Regions from separate parts of the Mus musculus genome. Here region 2 is linked to region 1. The links are chromatin loops, found by intact Hi-C in ENCODE. Cell type or tissue: gastrocnemius. All regions are shown on one strand. Each heading gives the region's core, and the rest is flanking DNA. Links, peaks and the distances in the headings are about the cores only.

What was found. Peaks named below come from ENCODE experiments on the same cell type or tissue, not always from the same donor. Only the 100,000 strongest peaks of a DNase experiment are listed, where the experiment ranks them.
Region 2: it touches region 1 in a loop (4-fold over the local background); 3 of 42 quality-filtered maps call a loop at or near these places.

Annotation. Positions count from the first base shown.
Region 1 is chr3:117,017,407-117,025,751 of GRCm38, reverse strand. No RefSeq gene overlaps it. Among named protein-coding and RNA genes, the nearest start is that of Palmd, 53 kb to the right of the region's middle. In gastrocnemius, for the core only: no CTCF peak of the experiment used is centred there; no DNase peak of the experiment used is centred there; H3K27ac peaks cover 4,884 bases.
Region 2 is chr3:116,918,472-116,926,816 of GRCm38, reverse strand. It overlaps Palmd (palmdelphin), which reads left to right. Exons shown (of 8, transcript NM_023245.3): 7 at 2,482-3,582; 8 at 8,184-8,345. The coding sequence ends at 8,227. Among named protein-coding and RNA genes, the nearest start is that of Gm32148, 30 kb to the left of the region's middle. In gastrocnemius, for the core only: no CTCF peak of the experiment used is centred there; no DNase peak of the experiment used is centred there; H3K27ac peaks cover 3,797 bases.

The DNA of each region.
Region 1 (8,345 bases), core at 34-8,033:
TCTCCAGAATTATTGACATGATGAAATAGAATAATGTTCAAATGTGTAACTCGGACACTACACATAACTGCTGCATCTGTTAGCTCTAAATCTCTCACCCTGCAACAGTATTCTAAGAGACGTCAAACCAGCCAACAACTGCTCCTCCTCAAAGGAAACCTAATCCTGTGAGCCATCCCCACCAGTTCCTGAGTTGGTGAAGCAATTTCCTGACTACTTCACTATTTCTGTGCTGACAAAATGGTAATCAAAATTCTGAAATAGAGTATGTGGTAGGTATTAACACCAGGTATTAATACCAGGGCTTGGTATGGAGACTAAAAATGAAGCCGGTCGTCCTGAACCTTAAGAGAGTTAGTTATCCTACCAGCATGATCATCTTAAAACATTCTCTTCAATGATTCAATACTACTGGTTGTGTAAAACAGAGAAGGAGACAACTTGCACCATGTAATGAAGATATAAGCAGAGCCTTGATCACCCTGTCCTTTACATAATAGAATAAAGTCCTGCAGATGAAAACTATTAAAATCAGAGTGCTATACCTTTGAGAATGTTTAGATGTAAATAAGCTCAATCAGGTAACATCGGATCACATTTGGAAAGGAAAGAGTAAGACCACGTACACAAGACACACACAAATCACAGTTTTCATTCCTTAAAACATGAAGCCACACTGTTCAGACACATGGAACACCCAGTCTTTTGGTCAGATTTTCTGTTTATTGCTCTGTTTGTCTGCTCTCCCTCATTTTCTGAGAGATTCTATGCCAGATATTTTCTTTCCTTGTCATGTCAAGTTAAAAAGAGAAATACTTCCCATCACCTTCTCCCAGTACAAAAGCAGATGCTGCTCTGAATCAGTGTCCCAAGCCTCCCAAGCACACAGGCAACTGCCATTAGCGTCACACCAAAGCATATTGACACTTCAGCGAGGTGCCCTCTGCCCTGGTGTCCTTTGGTGTTACAAGGAAGAGTCACTCCTACTTCCTTCCTGGGGACCAGGAAAATTATAAAAAGAAATCTTTCCAGTGGAAGAAAAGGAAGCAGGGAACATATGTCTCCCATCTGTCTTGCTCAGCCGTAGGCTCTGTTATTTCCACTCGGAAATCTCCCCATAGGCTCTGGTTCGGAATGTCCAGTCCAGCCCCTGGTTTGTGACATTGTTCTTAAGTCTAGGGAGACTTTGGGAGGTGAAGCATTTCTGATACAAGCAGGTCACTGCAGATGGGCCTTTGAAAGTCTTACTTGGCTCTGGTTCTGGTTCTGGCCTGGTCTCTCTACTTTCTGATTAGTCACCTTATGAAGAGTCATTAGAGTCAGGAGAGCAGAATGACACAGCAATGTGTGGGAACAATAACAGAGACCATGTGGACATGAAGACGTCCCACAGGTTTGGACTAGGACATTGCAGTAGTTTGTATATGCTCAGTCCTGGGAGTAGCACTATTAGAGGGTGTGGCCCTGTTTGAGTAGGTGTGACCTTGTTGGAGTAGGTGTGTCACTGTGGGTGTGGACTTCCTAGCTGCCTGGAAATCAGGATTCTGGTAGTAGCCTTCAGATGAAGATGTAGATATTTCAGATCTGCCTACACCATGCCTGCCTAGATGCTGCCCTGCTTCTGCCTTGATGATAATAGACTGAATCTCAGAACCTGTAAGCCAGTCCCAATTAACTATTATCCTTCATAAGACTTGCCTTGGTCATGGTGTTTGTTCATAGCAATAAACCCTAACAAATACAGATATCATTGCTGTGTTTGACCTCTTACCTCCAAAAGATCACCCATAGTTGTACTCAAATTTAGCAATGAAAGAAAGCTAGGAGGTGGGTTGACTGGTGAAGTTATAATGTCAATTCCTGGTGAATATGTCATCTAAAAATTCTATCCTTAGGCAGAAAAATAAAGTCAAACATCTTTTTTGGCACACATGGATTTCAGAATAGACTTCATCTCCACTAAAATAATAATAATAATAAAATTATCAAAGAGGACTCATAATACTTTTTATTTGAATATAAAAATATTTATTTGAATAAAACAATATTTATTTGAATAAATATTCAAATAAAATTAGTTTTCAAACAGCCAATGTAAAAAGTAAAATTTCCCTACATTTTAAGAACTATCTATAAGAAGATATATCAAGAATGAAAAAGAAAAAGAAGGAAAAAGAAATGCTACAATGTTTAATTTAATATTAAATTGATTAACCAGCATCAATGATAGTAACAAGCTATGAATGCTTTTAATTCTCCTGAAACAAAGGATACTGACATTACCTCAGAATTTAATACCACACTGCAAGCCTTCCTTCATTCATTTGTCCACTCAACAAATATTATGTACTTAGCATATCAAGAATTAAATACACAGACACAATATCAGTCCTCCAAAACTGATCTAGAAATAAAAACTCAAAACCAATAAAAAAGAATAAAATAAAGTAGATGAGATGATAGATAAACAAATAATAAATGAATAGATGATAGATAATAGATGGATGATAGATAGATAGATAGATAGATAGATAGATAGATAGATAGATAGATAATCAACATTTATTGTTGTATCTTACTAACATGTATTGAGCAATTACAATAATACCAAACCCTGCACCAAGTATATGCACACAATATGGAAAGATAGCCCCATTCCCAGATAGCTTTAGAAAACAGAATTATTTCAGTTTCAGGCTACTCATTTCTTGTATTCTCTTACATACTTCTTCCTATTTGCAGTTTCTTTCTTAATAACAAGAACTTGGTTTGTTGAGAACGCTTTAACTATATATCCAATCTGGCAATACTCTAATAAAACCTTAAATTAATCCAAAGAAATCTACCCAGGGACAGTCAGTCCATTGCCGTGGCCATGAGGTTAGAAAGCACAGGACCCATCAGGATCACAAATTGCTAGACCCAGCTGAATTGGGTGTTTCCCTCCCAGGAACTCAGCATCAGCGTTTAGTCTTGGAGATGTGCAGCATCACCCAGAAACTTCAGAAATGCTGTTATGGCAACCCCTGAATCCAGCCAGGAAGCTAGAAGTATATTCTGAAGGATGGGGGAAAAAGAGAACCCCCTCAACACATCTGAGGCTGTTTCTTACCTATATCACCTTGACACCTTCAGTTTACGGGCAGTGAGGAGCAAAGATACAGCCTAGTTGAATACTGAAAACATTCTGCGCAATGTCAACATTGTAAAGCAACTGCCACCCTCAGCACCTTGGGCTAGGCTGGGAGCCCCCAATACATAGAGTTGAATTTGACATTTGACTACAATTGATAGGAGCTTTATCATCAAGCCCTCTGCAGTGAGAAGGTTTTGAGGTTTTGCTTTGTTTGTTATTTGTTTGCTCGAGTCAATCAAACAAGTCAAGGGATGTCCTGATGGGAAACTATATAGTAAATGAAGAAACTTCAGTACAATCATTACTGAACATGAGCATATCAAGGTAAAGAGAGCAGAGAGAAACTGCACAGACAGAGGACACACTTTGGGGGAATGGCCAAAGCTCCACACGGAAAAGGTTATTGCTATTGTTTGTTCTTTCTTATGGCAGCTCTCTGGCTGGGAAGTGATGACGTCCGCCGTGAAAATACAATGCCACCTTCTGTTCTAAGGGAAATGCGAAGAAACAGAAGTCCAAGGTTGCCTCCTTCATACCCACTCTTGAGACACATTTCATAGCATTGTTGGACTTTGTGCTTTCCCTCTGGTTGCCATGGCATCAGAGGGAACAAATGCCTCGCTTCAATTTTAAAGCTGAATTCCCTTACAGACAAAATTGTTTCCACTTGAGGATACCCTCCCACCCCACCCGAGGCCTTTCAGAAGAACACAGCTTGAAAATATGGATGGAATGAACCACTGTTCTCAGATTGGAGTTGGGAATGGAGTGAGGGTGTGACTACATAATTTTATTTTTATTTTTCAAATGAGAAAATGCAAAAAAAAAAAAAACAACGCATTCTTGAACCTTGTTCTGTGAGCCCCTTCACCTACAGATGCAAATGGCATTTAGCCATGTTAATCTCAGCCTTTGAATCTATGTAGATATATTTTGTATTATACATTGCAAAGTTATATATCAATTACATATACTAGATAATGACGTATATTCTTTTTCCTTCACCTTAAACCTCAGAGTAGAATAGAGTAACTGTGGATGGAAATACTTAAAAGGTATATTTTCTCCTTATGATTATGCTACTAAAGAGAAATCACAGATAGCCTTATAAGTTATCCTGGGTTCCATAAGAAAAAAATATCTGAGTCAACCACTATAAAGCCATGGATTTTCTTTCTATGATGATCTGAAATTACTAATTCACTCACAAATTTGACTTAGGAAACACAGTAAGGTGACAAGGCTAGTCCCATAAATCAAGGAATAAGACTTTAAAGGGCATAAAAATATGCATGAAATTTGTGCTATAGTGGCAAGTATACAGATTTTTACATGAAGTATTTCAAATCTAAGGCCTTCAATTTAGTAGATATGTGACATTGAACATGTTATTTAAATTCCCAAAGCTTTAACTCGCCAATTTCTAATTATTTACACTGCAAAAAAAAAAAAAATATATATATATATATATATATATATATATATATATCCCGCTCTAGTCTTGCACTGAACATTAAATAAAATGAAATATGAAGTTAAAAGTCTTATAAAATGTTTGACACACAGTAGGTGTTCAGCTTATATTAACACTCTTCTTTTCATGACAGTCTGATTAGAACTATAAAGGTGTCCTGGCAGTAGCAGTGATGTTCCCATTGTTGTTTAGCTGGATAGTGATTTAAGGTTGTTCTCCAGTTCTGTGCTGAGAAATGCTCAGAATAACGCTTCCAGCTCTCAGGAGGTTGAAACAGGAGAATTGCCATGAGTTGAAGACCAGCCTGGGCTACATAGTGAGTTTTAGGCTAGACTGAGCTACAGAACAAGACCTACCTCCAAAAACAATAAAAAGTTTTCTACTCCAACTTAAGCATCAGGACGGACGGGAGAGTTCGTAGAGCCAGAGGTTCCATTTTCTGATTGCTTAGATCAGTAGCGGAAATAAGTTTATTGCAAACCATCAAAACTGAAAGAGAAGAACACATGACTCTGTTTGCTGTTAAGGAATCTCCTTAACTGTTCTACCAGGACTTTAGCACTCATATAAAAATCAAAGGAAGAAAGCAAGAGATGCTTCCTTCCGCATATTTGGCATCAATGGGCGGATGTGGAGGCTGTGCAGGTAAACAGAGTCAGGAAGCAAAACCTCATTAGAAGCTAATTGCTTTATAATTAGCCCTACAGGAAGTAAATACCATCAGGAGCTCAGTCAAGGGACATTTGAAGAATATGAGATTAAATTAAACCAATTCCTTACTAAGACTCCTGAAAATATATAAAAGGCACCAAAAATATATTTTAATACTGCCATAATTAACTTAGGACCTCATGAACAGCATAAGTATAACATTCTTATTTTCTTTTTTTTTTCTTTCCAATTTTATTAGGTATTTAGCTCATTTACATTTCCAATGCTATACCAAAAGTCCCCCATACCCACCCACCCCCACTCCCCTACCCGCCCACTCCCCCTTTTTGGCCCTGGTGTTCCCCTGTTCTGGGGCATATAAAGTTTGTGTGTCCAATGGGCCTCTCTTTCCAGTGATGGCCGACTAGGCCATCCTTTGATACATATGCAGCTAGAGTCAAGAGCTGCGGGGTACTGGTTAGTTCATAATGTTGATCCACCTATAGGGTTGCAGATCCCTTTAGCTCCTTGGGTACTTTCTCTAGCTCCTCCATTGGGAGCCCTGTGATCCATCCATTAGCTGACTGTGGGCATCCACTTCTGTGTTTGCTAGGCCCCGGCATAGTCTCACAAGAGACAGCTACATCTGGGTTCTTTCGATAAAATCTTGCTAGTGTGTGCAATGGTGTCAGCGTTTGGATGCTGATTATGGGGTGGATCCCTGGATAAGGCAGTCTCTACATGGTCCATCCTTTCATCTCAGCTCCAAACTTTGTCTCTGTAACTCCTTCCAAGGGTGTTTTGTTCCCACTTCTAAGGAGGGGTATAGTGTCCACACTTCAGTCTTCATTTTTCTTGAGTTTCATGTGTTTAGGAAATTGTATCTTATATCTTGGATATCCTAGGTTTTGGGCTAATATCCACTTATCAGTGAGTACATATAGTGTGAGTTCCTTTGTGAATGTGTTACCTCACTCAGGATGATGCCCTCCAGGTCCATCCATTTGGCTAGGAATTTCATAAATTCATTCTTTTAAATAGCTGAGTAGTACTCCATTGTGTAGATGTACCACATTTTCTGTATCCATTCCTCTGTTGAGGGGCATCTGGGTTCCTTCCAGCTTCTGGCTATTATAAATAAGGCTGCTATGAACATAGTGGAGCATGTGTCCTTCTTACCAGTTGGGGCATCTTCTGGATATATGCCCAGGAGAGGTATTGCTGGATCCTCCGGTAGTACTATATCCAGTTTTCTGAGGAACCGCCAGACTGATTTCCAGAGTGGTTGTACAAGCCTGCAATCCCACCAACAATGGAGGAGTGTTCCTCTTTCTCCACATCCTCGCCAGCATCTGCTGTCACCTGAATTTTTGATCTTAGCCATTCTGACTGGTGTGAGGTGGAATCTCAGGGTTGTTTTGATTTGCATTTCCCTGATGATTAAGGATGTTGAACATTTTTTCAGGTGCTTCTCTGCCATTCGGTATTCCTCAGGTGAGAATTCTTTGTTCAGTTCTGAGCCCCATTTTTTAATGGGGTTATTTGATTTTCTGAAGTCCACCTTCTTGAGTTCTTTATATATGTTGGATATTAGTCCCCTATCTGATTTAGGATAGGTAAAGATCCTTTCCCAATCTGTTGGTGGTCTTTTTGTCTTATTGACGGTGTCTTTTGCCTTGCAGAAACTTTGGAGTTTCATTAGGTCCCATTTGTCAATTCTCGATCTTACAGCACAAGCCATTGCTGTTCTGTTCAGGAATTTTTCCCCTGTGCCCATATCTTCAAGGCTTTTCCCCACTTTCTCCTCTATACGTTTCAGTGTCTCTGGTTTTATGTGAAGTTCTTTGATCCATTTAGATTTGACCTTAGTACAAGGAGATAAGTATGGATCGATTCTCATTCTTCTACATGATAACAACCAGTTGTGCCAGCACCATTTGTTGAAAATGCTGTCTTTTTTCCACTGGATGGTTTTTGCTCTCTTGTCGAAGATCAAGTGACCATAGGTGTGTGGGTTCATTTCTGGGTCTTCAATTCTATTCCATTGGTCTACTTGTCTGTCTCTATACCAGTACCATGCAGTTTTTACCACAATTGCTCTGTAGTAAAGCTTTAGGTCAGGCATGGTGATTCCACCAGAGGTTCTTTTATCCTTGAGAAGAGTTTTTGCTATCCTAGGTTTTTTGTTATTCCAGATGAATTTGCAAATTGCTCCTTCTAATTCGTTGAAGAACTGAGTTGGAATTTTGATGGGGATTGCATTGAATCTGTAGATTGCTTTTGGCAAGATAGCCATTTTTACAATGTTGATCCTGCCAATCCATGAGCATGGGAGATCTTTACATTCTTATTTTCTATACCAGTTCATTGAGAAAGATAGTTGGTGTTAACGTCAGGCTTCCACATTCACGGACACACACACACACACACACACACACATTCACTCACACACACTCCATTCCTAATGGTTGGCAGAGCAGACTCTCCACCTCTAGAGTTAGGGATTTGAGGGGTTGGATTTCAGATCTCAGCCTTCAGCAAGGGAGTGTTTTGAACAGCTGTGTCTGCCTTAGGAAATATAAGCCTTTTCTTTTTCCACTATGGGAATGTTTCTTCTTTGATATGGTGGAGCAAGACAGTGCAAAGTTTCCTCCATCTTGTATTCTAGTTGAGGTCATTTCAGGTTTATCTAGAACTAGATCTCCTTGATGGAAATTACCCACTCTATTCTAGGAACCTGGGGTCAGGATGTCCTAGCTAGCTTACCTAGCTTCTGCCTACTTGTGCATAACCCCCTCCAACTGTTTTTGCTAGCTTCTGTTAAACTGCTTGCTTGCACTAAGCTACCCAACTCCCACCCTTGCAGCTGCCCAGCAAGATGAGCTGCCAGGACATTGTTTCTCCCTTGAAAAACACTGTGCTCTGGACACTCAATGCTACACTTAGGACTCAAATACTGGAGTGTAGTCCTAGCCAACTAGAATAAAGACTTTCGGTTGGCTATAAGCTATGTCTGACTGGTCATCTTTGGTGGGCTCCTGGTAACATTGAAATACAGACTTCAACTAAAAGGAAAAACAAGAA
Region 2 (8,345 bases), core at 33-8,032, 99 kb after region 1:
GTATGTATATGTTATATCTATTACGTATGTATGTATGTTTGTGTGTGTGTGTGTATTTGTCTGTCTGTGTGTGTGTGTATGTGTGTGTGTGTGTGTGTGTGTGTGTGTGTGTGTGTGTGTATGTGTGTGTGTGACTGTAGATGCACATGGACCACAGCATTCATATAGAAATCAGAGGACAACTTTACAGAGTCAGTTCCCTCTTCCTCCCTTGTTTAGGGGAGGATGTCTCTTGTGTCTGCCAATGTACAGCATACTGCATGTTATCTGGCCCCTATGTTTCAAACCAATTCTCCTGTCTCTGCATCCCTCTTAACCTAAGAATGGGTCCATAAATCTGGCTTTTTTTTTTTAATCTTGGTTCCTGGGATTGAATTCGTGTCATCAGGCTGCAAGTGATTTTACCCACTAAGCCATCTCCTTGGTCCCCTCAATTTCAGAGTTTATAGTAAGTCTTCACACCTTGACTATGCTTCCACTTTAGACTAAGGTGCCTTGTACAAAGTTCCCAGAGCTATGGGACAGATCCTGGGGCTTGCACGGTTAGGGTAATGAAGGTGGGATATTTATTCCATGCATTTCGCTCCTGACCAAAATAACCAGGAACAAGTAAGATAAGACCTGAGACAGGCAAGAAGTGCTTTAAAACTTCTCAGCTAGAAAATCTCATCCAGTAGATATTGAGTAACTAAAATATGTTTTAAGTAAAAATGTCTTCTAGGGAAGGTTACACATTACTTACCTTCCCGAGATAATGATTTTCATAAAACAAATGCTGTAAAGCCTCAGGGAAAATGAAGGTTTGCCCACAGAGGAAAACTTTGGATTTCAGAATTGAAGGAGAACCTATTCTCTGTCTGCAGGGAGCAGTCTGTATTCCCTCAACAGATATTTAATGAATAAATACTATACACCAAGCCCACCTAGGCACATGGTAGGTATTCACCAAATTAACCATTTAGGGAGTACAGTGCAGAAAACTGAGGCAGAGATGTGAGGCGGGGAGACGAAGGGCAGGGATCTTGCAGATGTAATTGGGTACCCAGGGAAAGCTACAACCCGTCAGGCAACAGAGAAGACAAGAAATACAAGATGAGCTATAGGAAAATATACTAAAAGCAAGCACTCACACATTCTAATTCTACAAAGAATGCTGTTCCCTCACCTGTTAAAATTCCAGCCATGGGGCTCTTGCCTGGGCCATGAGACAAACTCCAACCCTGTGCCCCACACTCCTTCCGTTCCCCACCACCACCAGTCACCTCCAGTACAGTTCAGATTGCTCTATGTTAAGCCCTCCATCTACTTAAAAGTGGTATTAAATTAGGGAGATAACGGGGAGGTGCCTGGAGAGAGGGGACAGAAATTAAGAGCACCTGCTGCTCTTGCAGATGACCCAGATTCAATTCCCAGCAGCCATGTGGCAGTTCACAAATATCTATAGGTCAAGTTCCCGGGCATCCGAGGCTCTTCTCTAACTTCCTCAGGGACCGGGCATACACACGATGCACAGATATACATGCAGGCAAAATAGTTACACACATAAAATAAAGTTGTTGTTGTTGTTTAATTTTTAAATTAAATTCCAGCCTCTGTACTACTGTTGCCACGTCTTAGCTTCCTCCACAGTGTGAAGCCCTTAGAGCAGTACACTACCTACAGTGTCAGTAGGCAGCTGAGCTTCCAGCAAGGATGTAGCTTAACAAATTACCCTGCTAGTCAGTTCACCTGCTGCAGCCTACACTGTGGGGTTCTTCCTACGTAAAGAGGCTCTCCTTAAAAAGTAAGCAAATGTGTGTAAGTCTGGCTGGTCACATCTATTCATTGGAGAGGATTATCTTTCGGTTACTTTGGAAAATGCCAACTCTGTGGGTTTATTTCTCTTACTGACTCCTTCAAGTCATTTTTCCAAAATGCTACACTTCGTAAGGCACCATGTTACCCAGAGTCAGTTGTCTTAGAACTAATTGGTAAAACCAGAAAAAAAAAATTAAAGATGTATTTTATGTGTATATGTGTGTGCCTGGATAAGTTCACGCGCACCACACGCATACAGGTGCCCTGGAGAGCCAGAAGGATTTAGATTCCCTGGAAGTGGGATTTAAGAAGGTTGTGGGCCTCCTCACATGGGTGCTAGAAATGTGTAGCTCATGCCTTCTTGTAGAGACATCCCTCCACCACCCAAATCAGGACGATTTGTGGGGAGAGCTGGTTTATTTTTGCTGGTTTGGTTTTTTTTTTAGACAGGGTTTCTCTGTGTAGCCCTGGCTGTCCTAGAACTTGCTCTGTAGGACAGGCTGGCCTTGAACTCACAGAGACTAACCTGCCTCTGCCTCTGAGTGCTGGGATTAAAGGTTCGTACCTCTGGGCTAGAGGTTTTTAAATGTCATATAAGAGAATGTCAAAGGATATAAAAGTAAATAAATTCGTTTATAAGAGAAAAGGGGTGCTAAATCGTGTGTTGAATTTGTCTTTTAACAGCTTTGTATGCCATGGAAATTAAAGTTGAAAAAGATTTGAAGACTGGAGAGAGCGTAGTTCTGTCTTCAATACCGCTGCCATCTGATGACTTTAAAAGCACAGGGATAAAAGTGTATGAGGACCGGCAGAAATCAGTCTATGCTGTTAGCTCCAATCAGAACACAACCTACAATGGCACCGACGGCCTCGCACCTGTCGAAGTGGAGGATCTCCTAAGACAAGCCTCAGAGAGGAACTCTAAATCGCCCACAGAGTACCATGAGCCAGTGTACGCCAATCCGTTTTGCAGGCCTGTGACCCCACAGAGAGAAAGAGTCATAAGCCCTGGACCAAATTTTCAAGAAAGGATAATGATGAAAACGAACGGACTGGGCAACCATGCAAATGAATCTGCGCACAATATGACCGACGGGCTCTCAGAGAGGAGAAGCAACGGTCCCACTCACACCAGTCCCACTCGGCCAACACCTCAGCCCCGATCAATGGTTCAGCAAGTGGAAGAGATGGTCCACACCCAACAAAAGAGGATGGCAAGCCCTTGGGAAGAATCCAGCAACAGGCAAAACGAACACGAAGTTTCTCCAAGGATGGAACTGAGCCCCAGCAGAGCAAGCCCTGGGAAATCGGGACCCCAGTGTTCTTCACCCACTTGCCAGGAGGAGACAGAAGATGTCAGATATAACATCGTTCATTCCCTGCCTTCTGATGTGGATGACACAGAACCTGTAACAATGATTTTCATGGGGTATCAGCAGGCAGATGATAATGAGGAAGAAAAGAAGCTTTTGACAGGCTACGACGGGGTCATCCACGCTGAGCTCGTTGTGATTGATGACGAGGCGGAGGATAATGAAGGACAAACCGAGAGGCCATCCTACCATCCCGTAGCTCCCTACAGTCAGGTTTACCAGCCACCCAAACCAACCCCACTTCCTAGAAAGAGAGCGGAAGTTAGGCCGTATGAAAACACAAACCATAAATCTCCTCACAAAAATTCCATCTCTCTGAAAGAGCAAGAGGAACGCTTAGGCAGCCCTGCCCGGCACTCTCCCCTGGATGTCCCAGTAGCTGGAGACGGGACTGAGGATCCTTCCTTAACAGGTAATAAAAATGACAAGGCATGCCGCTGCTGTTTACTAATGTGACAGTCTTCTCCGTGCTAATGAACGCTCTGACTTCCGGTGTTTGTGACCACCTCATAAACTAATACACACTGGATAGCTTTTATTAACGCTGATCCGAAGTATTATCAGCAGAGCAAAGTAAGTCGCATCAAAAAAATAATAATAATAATAACAACGAAAGTGGAAACTCCGTCTTGCTTTGTTTTAATATTGCATTGGCTGCCTCTAGCTACTGGAGATGTATGTGTCTTCTGGGAGGGAGCAATGCCATATGTATTCACATTGGGGTTGCTAATTAATGTGCTGATCATCAGAAACATACTTTTCACAGCAGAATCCAATGACAACTACTTTCCTGTGCCTCTCTGTGACTTAAATTTTACACGTAAGTTAACAAGTAGCCTTAATTTTAAAAGGAAATAGGAGACACATACCATTTTCTTTGCATTTTATTACTCTGCTATATCTCCTTTCTCTATACTTTTATAGGTTTACTAATGTTGGTTCTTTCATTTTCTACACTTTAAAATTTTTATCTTGCATCATCTATGACTCAATTTTTCATAGTCTTCTCCAACTTGATGTATTTTTTTTTCTATTTTCTATACAGCCGCATTTCACATTCTCTATGACTTTTTATGGCTTTGTATCTCTTGAGCTATTTTATCATTGAATAATGAAAAGTAACTGCAACACCTTTTTTTCTACACACTGACAGCTCCTCGATTTCAAATTCCTTGTTATCACTCAGATATCGAGACCTATTATCACTGATAGAAAAATGAATAAGAATCTGACAAACACAATTAGAATGACTGGGTTTACCTTAGCTAAAAGTCTAAGTCAAATTACACAAACGCACAGGTTCTAAACATTAGAAATGCAAAGTAATTGTAAATGTTGCTAATTGAAGAATGATCATTAAAAAGCAATAGCTATTAAGTACCAGCCATCTGAGCAAGTTGAACCTGGTAGTTTTATAGAAGTGGGTTAGGACCTCTGCAATTCAAGATCTTTCTCCCTCATCGAGCCATAAGCCCAATCTTGTTTTGCTAATAACACCATAATAGAGACATCCTTAAATTATTTAAAGTCCTTGTTAGGTGAATCCATCACAAATTTAATCACCTGAAGGATTTCTACCCTCCCTCATGTGTCTTCCTCAGAATCTGGAATAACGTTCCCCCACAATGGAAAGCTGCAGAGACTAAGGCCCTTTCCTTTTGGAGAACTGGCTTTGATGGCTGGTCAAATGCTTCTTTTGAAATTCATTCTTAAAACAATGCATGTAACATAGGGGAAGGATCGCTCTATTTATGGTCTGAAGTATTGGCATGACACACTAAAAACAAACAAACAAAAAAAAAAAAACCTCCCTGTTTTGATGTTGGATTTTAGCCAGCTCTTCCAAAAACCCCCTACTCCTTCTTCCCTAACCATATTAACACATTTACCCCAAGTAAAATGACAGGAAGTGACTAACATTTCCAGACAACACTAATCATGCTACTGAAATAAAATTATGAAAACAGGAAAACCTATTCCAAAGTAACAATGCAAAGTCTTGTGCTATCAAACTAAGTATCTTGTGAAGAGAATGCTCCAAATTCCTTACCCTTCATTGTGAAATTGTTTTACGTCTCTGCCTTCCAATTCGTCACATAGATCACAGAGTGGAGGTATTAGTTTGAATGAGCTTTAAAAATAAGTCAATCAGGGCTGGTGAGATGGCTCAGTGGGTAAGAGCACCCGACTGCTCTTCCGAAGGTCCGAAGTTCAAATCCCAGCAACCACATGGTGGCTCACAACCACCCGTAATGAGATCTGATGCCCTCTTCTGGAGTGTCTGAAGACAGCTACAGTGTACTTACATATAATAAATAAATAAATCTTTAAAAAAAAAAATAAGTCAATCAGATTATATCAATGATTTCAGGGACCAACTATGTACACTGAGAATGTAGCTACCTATGGACTTTAATTTCACAAGTACATTGTACTTTTCAACATCACACATACACACGCATGCATACATATACATATACATATACATATACATATACATATACATATACATATACATATACCAGAGAGAAATGCTACAATACTTAAAGACCCACAATTTAAGTCAATTCCTTTATTATAATACAGAATTCCTATTAAATACTAATAGTTATGGTAGGCACAATAATTAAGAATTGTCTCTTTCCATTTGTTGTAAATATACTTATCAAAATCTTATCTCAAGAGACATTCGTAGGAGTGGGGAATATAACACAGTGGGTAAGTGCACTTATTCTACAAAATAGGGATGTGAATTTGAATTCCAACCACCCATATCAAAAGCCATGGATGTGCAAGCCTGTAACACCACCATTGCAGGAGCAGGGACAGGCAGATCCAGCAGTTCACTGGCCACCCATCCAGCCAAAACAGTGAGCTTCTGCTTCAGGAAAGCCTCTGCTCCAAGGTAACAAGGCACGGATTAATAGATAAGGCCACTTGATGTCCTGCTTTGGCCTTCTGTGTGCAGCATACGCAGTGCATGCATCACACAGAGAGAGACAGAGACAGAGAGAAAGTCAGAGACAGAGTTTCTCACTTGAAAAGCTATGTTAGTAGAAACTAGTCCAGCATGGATAGTCTAGCAACAGTATAGTTTAGTAAAATTTTGAACACTGTGAAACATGACAGAAATCTTATGTCTATCTGCTTGTATAAGCATGATATGATCCAGACTCACCCACTATTATATGGCTTCAGTAAGCGCTCCATGAGATCACAGTAACCCTGACAATAGCAACTACACAGCTTGCTTTCTTTGGTAGACCTCACACACCTATTCTTCTCCCGGCTCAGTTCTGTGATTGTAGAGATATCAATGGTTCTTCGGGATGAAGAGGCAGAAAAACTTTAGCTCTGGAGCACTCGCTCCCCCATTGATTGGGAAACAGCCAGTAGGGGTCACAGGAGGCTGAGCATAAAACACAAATCTCTCTCCCACCAATTTAAGCAGCTAAAACTGTGTGTCTGAGTGGTTGGAGGAAATCAAGACTGGGATCAGAGAAGAGCAGAGAAGAGAGGTCAAGAGGAGAACTGAAGGCACACTATTAGAGGAAGCATCCTTGCATTGACTGAGCATGCTTCCTCTCCACACCTCCACCTGGAATTATGGCTACTGCCACAGGCTTGGAGAAAGGGATCCGAGTGCTAGCTGACCTCACTGCATGCCCTGCGACACAGGGAGGGCTCTATTTGCAGACTCTCAAGATGGGGCATAACTAACTGTAGGGAACAAGATTCTGACCCTGTCTTAAACAGACCTTTAAGCAATCCGTTATCCCTGCTCTCTCTCAGCATTGGTAATGCAAGAGGACACAAAACCCACGATCAGCCCCCCTCATGAAGCCTTGCCTCCTGCCTATTCTGCTGTGGGGTTGCAGGTTCTTGCCCAGAGGCCACCACCCAGCAGCTTCCAGCAACAGAGCCCACCCATCCTGCTGACTGGGCAAAGGAAATTCTCTCAAGACAGCCTGAACGCTGGCTTTGCTGTTAGTAGTGACTTGCCTCGTCACTTTCAAGTGAAAGCGATGCTTTTAACCTCTGTCACAGAGAGAACATGGCATTGAAAATGACCTCATGACAGTGGCAGGTCCCCATCCCTTCTCATATTTTTGTAAAAGGCCTTCTGAAGATAGGATCATTGCTTTGGTTGATGGGTAACTATGTGCAGCATAGAGATGGGGAGAAAAAAAAAACATGCCTTCTCTTACTGTTTCATTAAAACAAAATTGTACAATTAGCTAAATGGCTGCTTCTTGGGCCATTTTACACACAAATGTAATATTGCATAATGAATATAATCATTTGCTCAATGCCTTGAAAGCACCTTAAAACTTTTAGAACATGACAGAGGCAGCTATACCCAAAGGCCCTCGGTATTGAGGTGTAATACCAGAACACCAAATGAGTGCTATCAATCCCACACCTACAGTTTTAAAAGGCTTCATCAGCAGTAGAGCACACTCAAAGATACAGCTGCCATTCAAAAGCATAATTACACACTAACGCTTAATTATTAGTTCATCTCATTTCATACATAGATTTATTCTTGTCATTGCCCATCCAAAGGTCAGAGGGCCTTTGGACAACCAAGCTTAATGATATTATTTTAAAATTTTTAATCACTAATCATAGTTTAAGTATGAGTATCTTTGTTTTGGTTCAGTGGTACAAAGCTAAGGATATGCACAAAAGACAGATATTGACGTAAAGGAATATATCCAGGCTGAGAGTGAAAATACACGCCATCAGCCTGTGCTGGGTTTGTTCTGCTCGTTTTTCTGGCCTCTGTAGACATAGGCTCCTCCTAGTTCTGAACCTACACCTGTCCTAAGTTAACCATAGCTCATTATTTCTGCTGTCTCTTTACGCTACTAAAACAATGCTCACGCGGTTGGATAAAACCATCTGAGGTATGTTCTCAACTTTCCTGCCTTCTATGAAATGGTCATTTAGAGTAAAAATCGTGATTCTTTTATAATTTGCTTTTTTTTTTTTTTTTACTTTAATCTACAGCTTTAAGAATAAGAATGGCCAAGCTGGGGAAAAAGGTGATCTGAGAGCCGTGGTGCCCACCTGAATAACCTCTGAAGGAGAAGCCACGAAATGCCTGAAAACTTCTCTTCTGAATTCTTTTATTTCTTGTCCCTAAAGTCCAAAACTATATAATTATACCCA